Regions from separate parts of the Mus musculus genome. Here regions 1 and 2 are each linked to region 3. A link is a contact called in ENCODE POLR2A ChIA-PET data. All regions are on one chromosome and are shown on one strand. The core of a region is the stretch at or near the end of the contact, and the rest is flanking DNA. Distances in the headings are between cores, read along the strand shown. Region 1 holds the start of Vmac (vimentin-type intermediate filament associated coiled-coil protein). Region 2 holds the start of Dus3l (dihydrouridine synthase 3-like (S. cerevisiae)). Region 3 holds the start of Khsrp (KH-type splicing regulatory protein).

What was found. ChIA-PET counts read pairs that join two places held with the same protein, here RNA polymerase II (POLR2A).
Region 1: POLR2A ChIA-PET joins it to region 3 with 11 read pairs in embryonic stem cell. The contact joins the promoter of Vmac here to the promoter of Khsrp in region 3. POLR2A ChIA-PET finds 5 or more read pairs at or near these places in 2 of 5 experiments (Patski and embryonic stem cell).
Region 2: POLR2A ChIA-PET joins it to region 3 with 22 read pairs in embryonic stem cell. The contact joins the promoter of Dus3l here to the promoter of Khsrp in region 3. POLR2A ChIA-PET finds 5 or more read pairs at or near these places in 3 of 5 experiments (Patski and embryonic stem cell).

What each region holds. Positions count from the first base shown.
Region 1 is chr17:56,714,846-56,718,249 of GRCm38, forward strand. Vmac (vimentin-type intermediate filament associated coiled-coil protein) reads right to left here and starts at 2,076. Exons shown (of 2, transcript NM_178926.3): 1 at 1,789-2,076; 2 at 1-972. The coding sequence starts at 1,979. The coding sequence ends at 639. Ndufa11 (NADH:ubiquinone oxidoreductase subunit A11) reads left to right here and starts at 2,917. Exons shown (of 4, transcript NM_027244.1): 1 at 2,917-3,097. The coding sequence starts at 2,995.
Region 2 is chr17:56,763,345-56,766,382 of GRCm38, forward strand. It overlaps Dus3l (dihydrouridine synthase 3-like (S. cerevisiae)), which reads left to right and starts at 1,407. Exons shown (of 13, transcript NM_144858.2): 1 at 1,407-1,597; 2 at 2,181-2,448. The coding sequence starts at 1,512.
Region 3 is chr17:57,029,833-57,032,942 of GRCm38, forward strand. Khsrp (KH-type splicing regulatory protein) reads right to left here and starts at 1,675. Exons shown (of 18, transcript NM_010613.3): 1 at 1,316-1,675. The coding sequence starts at 1,567. Slc25a41 (solute carrier family 25, member 41) reads right to left here. Exons shown (of 7, transcript NM_175333.3): 7 at 2,940-3,110.

The DNA of each region.
Region 1 (3,404 bases), core at 826-3,325, 310 kb before region 3:
AGAGATCCAAGATTAATGATTTGTCTTGGCATTAAGGATGGTTCAGGAGGCACAAGAGTGAGTAGAAAGAAAGGTAGGGAGTGCTCCCATCAGCAGGGCACGGTGGCTCACATCTAGATTCCAAGTACTTGGAAGGAGGATTCAAGGGAAGCCTGGGTTATAGAGAGAGACCCCATCTCAAGCAAAAAGACAAACTCCCCACAGGCAGGGCCTGTAGTGGGAGCCTGTCAGCCTAGCAGGGATCCATGCCACACTCCTGAGACAGCAAGCCTGGCTACCTGGGACCCTGTCCCAAACAGGAAACACCGAGGTTTCAGGGTCAGTCCCCACCATCTCACTGATGCTGGGGTGCCTGTCTGGCTTGGGCTTTGTGTATGCCTGGTGGAGAATGCTCCTCCCAGAGTTACCACCCTTACCTTCATTTGTTTTTGAAACTATTTAAAACCAGTGGAATGTAGCAGATACTCCAGCACTGGGGGGGGGGGGGGGGTTTAAATGAGATCTTGAGTTTTCACTTGTTGTGATGTTTAGATGGGATCCGGGTAATGTCTCAAGACCCCTCTAGGTGATGTCCAGGACTCTAAGAGTGGAATCCCCATGGGGCCGTGACCACAGATTCTGAGATCTGTCAGGACAGCTCACACCGTGGTCCCAAACACAGCAGGCTGCTGGTCGTCCTGGTCGTCCTGGCCCTCCTCCTTTCCCATGTTGTTGCCCAGGGGTGGGCCAGGCCCATCAGGAAGTAGCTGGGCCCTATGGCTGTGGCTGGCCGGCAAGGGGCCCAGTTCCTCTGCCTCCTCCAGGGTGGCCAACAGTGCGGCCAGGGGTGGTCGGTGGCGAGTGATGTCCTGCAGCAGGTCAGCCCGAGGCTGTAGCTGCTGGATCATCTGGTCCCTCTGGTCCACTGCGGCCTGCAGGCTGCGAACTGTGGCCTCAGAGCTCAGCAGCTGCTCTTGGAGGGCAGATATCTCCCTGGTAAGAGGACCAAATAAGGTAGTTACCTACAGGGGGTGGGGGTGGGGGCATCTACCTGCTCCAGAATCCTCTGAGACTCCCTATGTCTCCTCCTGCACTACTTCTTTGTGTGCTTGTTTATGTGCATAGGCGCACACATGTGACAGCAAACATGTGGAAGTCAAGGTACAATTTTCAAGAGTTGGTTCGCTCCTCCTGCCCCATGGGATCAAATTCTTTGTCATTCTTAGTGGCGAGTGTCTTTATACACAGAGCCATTGATGTCATTGGTAAAGCACCCTCAGCCCCACAGCAGGCCTGGCGCTCTGTCATCCCAGCACTCGAGAGATGGAGGCAGAAGGATCAGGGGTTGAAAGCTACATAGTGCCTTTAAGGCCAGCCTTCTCTCAAAAAACAAAACAGTGCCAGTTTTGTGTGTCCTTCGGTAGGACTTCCGCATGGTCACAAATGGTTGTCACAGATCTGACTATTCTATATAGGGGTGTTCTGTGCCTTTGTCTACCGATGTGGGCCCCTACCCAGCAGCTTCCTTCGATCATCAGACACAATACTCTTGCACCTACCGGCAGACTCGGCCTTGTGGGTGGGACAGCTGGCTTCATTTTAACAGTTTGAAATGCTCTCAAGTAACCCAGGCTATACTCTAAAGTCCCCATGTAGTCGAGGATGGCCCGAACTCCTGATCCTCCAGTCTCAGCCCTCCTAGTGCTGTGATGCCGGGCATTTAGTGCTCCGGAAATTTTTGCTCTCGGTTCCCAGCCCTTTCCACCCGCCTCCTTTGGGATGTCCGCCGGGCCTCCTCCAGGGCCTCACCGGTCCTTGGCGCGACCCAGCTCATCCAGGGCGGCGCGCAGGTGCTGGTCGTGGCAGGCCAGGCGCTCGGCCTGCGCACCAATCGTGCGCTCAGCCGCCAGCAGCCGCCTCTCCAGCTCCGCTGCGCGTCGGTGCACGGCGGCCAGGTGCGCGTTCGCCTCCCGGATCTGCAGAGGTGGCGGCGCAGACATGGCCCCCGGCTGCCGTGCAGGCCCCACCCCGCCCTGTCGGGTCACGCCCACAACGCAAGAAGCCCCGCCCCTGAGCCCGACCCCCACCCCCCACCCCCTCCCTCACATGCAGCTGCCAGGCTGCCGCTGCATTAATTTAAACCTTCTCAAGAGGCCCCGCCCAACTTCGAAGTGACGTCAAGAAAGACACGCCCCCCGGAGGAAGGCGTGTGCTTCCTCTTGGGCTCTCACTATTGGCCACGTTTCTACCAGGGGCAGGACTAAGTGCGGCCACGCCCCGTAGCCAATGTTCACGTCCCTTTCAGGACCAGCTCCTGAGTGTGGCTGTGCCTGCGAGTGCAGCGAGGACTTAAAACCAAAGCAGAGTGGGCCTGGTCTCCGTCAATTATAATCCTCACGCTAAATCCTCACGATTGGTCCCCTTGCCCCCAGCCTGGCCACGCCCCCAAATAGTTACACGCGGTCCTGATTGAGATGGGCATGAAACCACACCCCTACACAGTCCGGATCCCTGACGAGCCAACCGCTTTTGCGCTGTGTCCCGCCGCGTCCGTGCAGCTCCGGCTAACTAGGGTATCACTAGCCTCGCGCTGTAATATCTGCCCTGCGATTGTCCTACCTTCTGTTAGTTTCGATCGCTGACCTGCCTGACAGTGTAATGGCTGTCCTGCGACCTGTCAATCCCATCCTTGGATGCACTATCAACATTCTCCGTACTAGAAACCTCGTCTTCGCTAGGGCTGGAGGCGTTTTTCTTCATGGCCTCAGTTTACCTTTCCTGACGTCACGGGCGTCTCTGTCCAGATTCACTTGTGGACCGAGCACGACACAGATCTTGCTACGGGATTAATAAGACCTCGGTACAAACCTGCACTGCGCGCATGCGCGCACGCCTTGTCTGCGTCCAAGGCGTTCAATAAAGTTGCGCGCTGGAAACCTCGCGAGAGTTGACCTAGCCGGCTACCCTTGAGTTCGCCCAGACGCTTTAGGGTCGGCCGAGCAAGCCCAGCTAGGTATGGCGATGGTGAAGCGGTTCTTTGAATCTTACCATGAGGTCCCCGACGGCACCCAGTGTCATCGCAAGACCTACATCACCACGGCCTTAGGCGGCATTTGCGGTGAGCGCGGGCCGGTGGGCGGGCGGAGGGCGGAGGTCTGGAAGCAAAGGTCAGAGGGCGCGCGGAGGTCCCTGGGGCGCCGGGGCGCAATGGCTGTAAAGGCGGAAGAGGTTGAGACTTTTGAGGGGCGTAGACTCGTCAGTGCCTAGGGGCTTCAGAGGTCGTAGGTCAATATCAGGGAGCAAAAGCTGGAGAAAATGTGAAGGTCATTTCAGCGTCGTCAGGAGTTTTTAGGGTTAAGGGGTGATCGGGTCATCGGAGTTTTTGAAGACAAGTTCTAGGGTTGCCTTGGCAAGACTGCAAACCC
Region 2 (3,038 bases), core at 157-2,656, 270 kb before region 3:
GGCTGTCACGCCTCCTGCGGGAAGCCAGCCTGGGTTGCCTTGCACAGAAGAGGACGGAGTTGCTTTGAGGAAGGGATCTTGTTTCTGTCGTTGCCCTTTGCAGCCCTGTTTCTTCCAAGAGCGTGTCCTTATCACAACCCAATTGTAGACGCTACAAAGGAGCCTCAGCCTTAAAATGCATTGTTATTCCCATCTTGCCCAGTAGGGACGGTAGAGAGCAATGGCGCAAACAGGGTGCTATTGTGGTCTAAGGCTAATTAATCGCTTTACCTCTCTGGGCCTGTTTCCCCTTATGTTATACAACCAGCAGAGTCTAGTTCGTGCGTTGCGGGACAGCCTGGGCTACAGGGTGAGACCCCCATCTCCATGAATTAAATAAATTTAAATACTGATTGGTTTGACTTGGCTTTGGTTGAGACATGTAGCTCAGGCTGGCCTCAAACACCAGGACTGCCAGGGCTATACAGAGAAACCCTGTCTCGACCCCCTCCCCCCCCCCCAAAAAAAAAAAAACCAAAACAAAAACAAAACACTACCTCCCGATCCACCCAAGTGCTGTTCTTACATGTTTAAGCACATTTTTATTAAAATAGTAATTGCAGGATCGGAGAAGTGCCTGATGTCAGGCTCAAGGGGCTGAGTTCAATCCCGGGACCGACATGGGGATGCAGGGACCCCCGCCCCCCATTGTCATATGACCTCCACATAAGGGTGACACACAGGAGACCCACACACACACAATAGATGAGTAAATGTCACTTTCAAAGTAACGCTGGCACACACCTTTAATCCCAGCACTTGGGAGGCAGAGGCAGGAGGATTTCTGAGTTTGAGGCTTGCCTGGGCTACATAGTGAGACGCTGTCTCAAAAAAAAAAAAAAAAAGAAAAAAGAAAAGAAAAGGCAGTACAATAAAAATAATTCAAATTGCCACGCGTTTATGGGCCACAGTGGCTCACGAAGGGCACTGTCAAAGGACAGCGTGTCCCCGTGAAGTCATTTGATCCTTCAAAGCTGTTGGTATTTTTTGTTTGTCTTCTGAGACACGGTTTCTCTGAGTAGCTCAGGCTGTTCTGGACCTCACTCTATAGACCAGGCTGGCCTCGAACTCATGATTCACCTGACTCGATCTCCCCAGTGCTGGGATTAAAGGCGTGCGCAACACCGCTCGGGCTGCGGTTTTTTATTATAAAATAACAGACTCGTTTGTAAAAGGGACAGAAGCAGAGTAGGTGAGTGTGAGCTGCACCCACACCCACACCCCCAGATTCACTTCCACGGATCAAGAGTGACCCACGGATGACCGACAAGAACCCCTCCGGGACCCTTGAGCACTTCCGTTTCCTGCGCAGCCTTGGCCCCCCCCCCCCCCGCCCCCACGGTCGTGCGCACGCGCGCCTTAGCAGCATTGCTGTAGTCTGAGCGTGCGCATTTCTTTCTGTAGGCTCCAGAGGACACGAGCGACCCGGAAGACTTTCCTGCCACACTCCAGAGCTGGTGTGAGGGGCATCGATGGCGGAGACGGCAGCGGAGAGCGGTGGTGGCGGTGACTCCGGGGTTGGCGCGTGCGAACGGGGGGTGGCGCCCATTAAAGCTCAGTGAGTCGCTGGCGCCCGTCAGCGAAGCTGATGTGGCCTTCCCGGCGTCCGTGGCGGGTGCGAGTGGTGCATGCTGGGAGGTGTGGCGGCATCCTGGAGAGCGGCATCCCGGAGGCGCCAAAGTCTTTACCTACCTTCTGCTGACACACGAGTGTAACATGTGTTGGTTGTCACAAGCCATGAGGCCGGCTGTGCACATAGGCAGCTTTGGGGAACCAGAAGCAGGGCCCGAGGTGCATGGTGGGGCTTGTAGTCTCCACGAGGGAAAAAAAAATGGCTCGCAGCGAAAGACCTGGGAAGGGTGGTAGCTTGAGTCTCGCTGCCAAGCATGCTGGGGTTTGTAGTTCCTTCGTAGCCTACCAAGGATATTGATATTTGTGTGTCGCAACCCTTAAGGCAATTCAGTTCTCAGAGCAGAGACACAAATGGCTCCTTCAAGTGTAAAACAGGTGTCCCCGTGGCACTGGGTGAAAACTGGCTGGTTCTAAGTAGGGAAAGCTTCCTGCAAGCAGGAGCACGTGAGCTTGGCATTAGCCCCCAAGCCCCTTTCCCTGTGCACATCGAGCCTCTCCCGCTCTGGCAGGTACCGCACAACCAAAGAACGGTTCCACGAATATCTGGATGGAGACAAGCAGGAGGGTGCATGCCAGGAAGTGCCCACAGGAGACCCAGCTGAGCCAGGGGCCAAAAGAATTCGCCTGGAAGATGGGCAGGAAAATGGGAAGACAGAGGTGGCAATTGAATCCCGTGAAAGGCAGGTGCCCAAGAGGGCCCGTGGCCAAAACAAAAGCCGGCCCCATGTGAAGCCAGCACACTACGACAAGGACAGGCTCTGCCCGTCCTTCCTCCAGGTGAGGGGTGGCTCTACAGGCTTGGCTTAAAGTCTGAAGATGCTGTGCTGTGACAAATATATATGACCCTTGACCTACAGGGACTCGACCTAGTAGTGCCTTGCCTTGGCCCCTGGTGCTGCCTTCAAAGTCATTGACCCTCAGCCTATCTACACATCACACTTGAATTTATTTATTTTTGGTTTTTTTGAGACAGGGTTTCTCTGTGTAGCCCTGGCTGACCTGGAACTCACTCTGTAAACTAGGCTGGTCCTGAACTCAGAGAGCACTCCCAAGTTCTGGGATTAAAGATGTGCTCAGCTATTTCAATTTACCTTTTTTTTTTAAAAAGATTTATTTATTTATTTATTTATTTATTTATTTATTTATTTATTATATGTAAGTACACTGTAGCTGTCCTCAGACACTCCAGAAGAGGGAGTCAGATCTCGTTACAGATGGTTGTGAGCCACCATGTGGTTGCTGGGATTTGAACTCCTGACCTTTGAAAGAGCAGTCGGGTGCTCTTACCCACTGAGCCATCTCACCAGCCTCCCTTTTTTTTTTTTTAAAGATTTATTTATTTTATGTATATGAGTCCACTGTAGCTG
Region 3 (3,110 bases), core at 425-2,924:
TCAATGGGTCCTCCCACCTAGGGAGGAGCCAGTCCTTAGGCCGGAGGCCTTGGGACAACCCCAGGATAGCAGCATCTGTGGTAAGCCTGGCCTGTCCAACTCTCAGAATGTACCCGAGTGGGGTTGTGAGCAAGGCTGAGCCAGGTCACACCAGCACATAACACTCTTAAATGCGGTCATCAAAACAAGGCATGTTCCCAAAGACAGACAATACTTTTGAATTCAAACAGTAAAAAGCAGGATCCCGTGTCCACCTTCCCCACCTCATCCCAAAGCCCAGGCTCTCTAACAAAGGGTCGGTCCTCTCTTCATCAGAAAGAACTCTCCCAACCCCTTACCAAATCCCTTCCTAGGGAAGGTACAGAAATGGGCCAGGGGACCTGTTTTGACTTGAAAATAGGAGTAATGGTGTGTAAAGCAAGATCCTCTAAAAGGGAGTTGAATTTCTGGGCGGGTGCAAATGTGTGCTAAGATGGGTCCCCCCCACTTTCTAAGTATACGGCCAAGCTCAGTCCCTGTGCAAACCTAGGACTCCGTCTTGGGAACTAATATATTCTGAACCCTCAGGTCTCTGAATAGCGGTCTCCTACCATCCTGCGATGCAACTTTACAAACCCTGAGAAGCCCTTGGGGACCCTAAGACTCCAAGGGTTCAAAGAGGGGTCTCACAGCATCTCTGACCCCATCCTTCATGAACTCAGGAATTGCTCTTACAGATCTGCCTCAGTTTCTAGAACCCCATGGGTCCTAAGGGGGTGCCTAAGTGAAAACCCAGGAGTGATTCTTGGGGACATCCTCATAACATTCAAGCTCAGGCCTTTGGAAAACTAGGAGACCTCTCCAAATCACAAACAGTCTTGGACTTTAGAGTGGTCCTCAGAATGCAAACCCTATATCTTGAATGGAAATAACGGGTGCAAGCTCGGGGGGTGGCTCTTGGGGACACTGTCCCAGACTGCAACCTTTATGGGTCCTAGAGGAATCCTCTAGTACACCCAGGAAAAAAATCGTGGGAACTCCAAAGCTGCAACCCTCCTAATAGAGAAGACCTGGTGCAAGTACAGGGGTGGGTCTCAGGGACCCCAAAGGCTGCAAGCCCTGGTACCCAAGAGAAACCGTCCAGTGCAAAGTCTAGTTTTCGGAGATCCCCCCTTCAACGCACCCTTAACTACACGCACGCAGAGGGTCACCCTCACACCGTGACGGCCCCAGACTCCCCGCCCCGAGCCCGCCGCCCACGTGACCCTCCCGCGACCCCGCGCGCGCCGCTGCCCCCTCCCCCGCGCGCGCGCACGCGCCCTCGCGGCCCCCTCACCTGGCGGGCCCGCTGCACGGCGTCGGCGAAGGCGTCCTTGCGGATCCCAGGGCCGCCGCCACCGGGAGGCTGTGAGGGGCCCCCGGACGCGCCTCCTCCACCCGGGCCGCCGCCGCCAGGGCCTCCGCCGCCCCGGTCTCCCGCGCCCGGCGGGCCCGGCGGAGGGCCTCCTCCCGCACCCGCGGCTCCCCCTCCGCCGCCAGCGGGAGGCGGCGGGCCGGGCGGGGGACCTCCGGTGTTGTAGTCCGACATGGCGCGGCGGGGACGGGCTTGGTGCGGAGGCTTCAAGCTGAGGAGGCGGAGGCGGCGGCGGCTCAACGCGGGAACAAGGCCTCGCTCCACACGGCCGCGGAGCACGATGGGAAGCCAGCGGCTGGGAAGGCGACGGGGAGGGGGGGTCGCGGAGGGGGAAGAGGGGCACCTCCTCCCGCCACCGGCTTGACGGACGCCGAGGAACAGCCAGTAGTATACGGCTACCACTCTACGCCCGCCAATCGTGGGCCGTAAATCCGGGCGACCAGTCAGAGCTTCGGAAGATGCAGGGGGCGGGAGGCGCGGTGTGACTGACGAAGATAGGACTCAATAAGCCCAGGGCTGCTGGCGCTGGGCGGGCAATTGGAAGTCACGCGAGAAGTCAGGAGGCCCAATGAAGCGCGAGTTCCACCTTCTCGGGGCGGCTCTAGGATGAGAGTGACGGCTCTGATCAGTCACGTGGCCTTGAGGGCGGAGCCTATGAAAATTCTCTGGGATGAGCTGGGCGGGCGCTCGGCAAGATAGTCGTCAACACCAGCTAATGAATACACTTAGGAGGCGGTGCTTGCTAAGATTGGCAGTCATTTGATCCAGTCCCCGAAGCATTTTGGAGGATGCGCTTGGATTTGGACGTGACTTTTCTCAGAATCCTTGTCCTCTGACTTCTGAGCCAATGGCTGAGCGACAAGGGCAAGCGTTCAATGATTGACCCCTCTGTGGACAAATAGCAGTAACAGAAGTAATAGTGCCCGCTTGCTGAGAGCCAGTGAAAGCGCATCTGCATTGGGGTGGAACCCGCTACCAGGCGGCAGGAGCGGATTAGTGGGAGCAGAAGTGAGTGGCAGAGGACGTGGGAGGTAGTGCTCAGCAGCCGGAACTATGGGCAGGACCTTAAGTCAGCGCCCCAGTAGCCTGGCTTGGGGAGGCCTTGCCCGTGGCCTGCCCGAAGCCTTGGGGGGTGGGGGGAGTGGTGGCCCGAAATTGGGTGAAGATTTTCCCTCAAAGGACCTTCACTTCCAAGACTCATGACACCAACTCCTCAAACTTCAAGCCTATTCCCAACCTCGACCCAGGCCCCCCACAGGGGTCCAAGTCTCCTGCTCCCAACCCTGGACTAAGAAGGAACCCCAAGTTCCCACAGGAGTCCAAACTTCCAGTTGCCACCCTGGGCCCAGAAGTCCCAGGTCCATTTACCGGAGTTCAAGACCCCTAGAGCTCCTAGCCTGGACCCCAAAATCTCAGGTCCTCCTGATCCCCAAGTCGTCAGGGTGGGGGTTGAACTTAGGATCTCATAAATGCTAGGCAAGCACCCTAGACGATACACCCCATCTCCCAGCTCCCACCCAGAACCAGCTAATCTCAGACACAGACGTCCAAAACTATCTTTATTCATTGTCTGCATCTTCTCTTGAACAAGCCTGCAAAAACCCGGCTGGAATCCCAACTCAGAATCCCAATTGGAGGACTCCCAGCGCTTTTCTAATCCGAGTCCTGGGTGGTTTTTGCAAACCAAAATGGCCTTAAAGCCTGAGCCTTGGAGTGC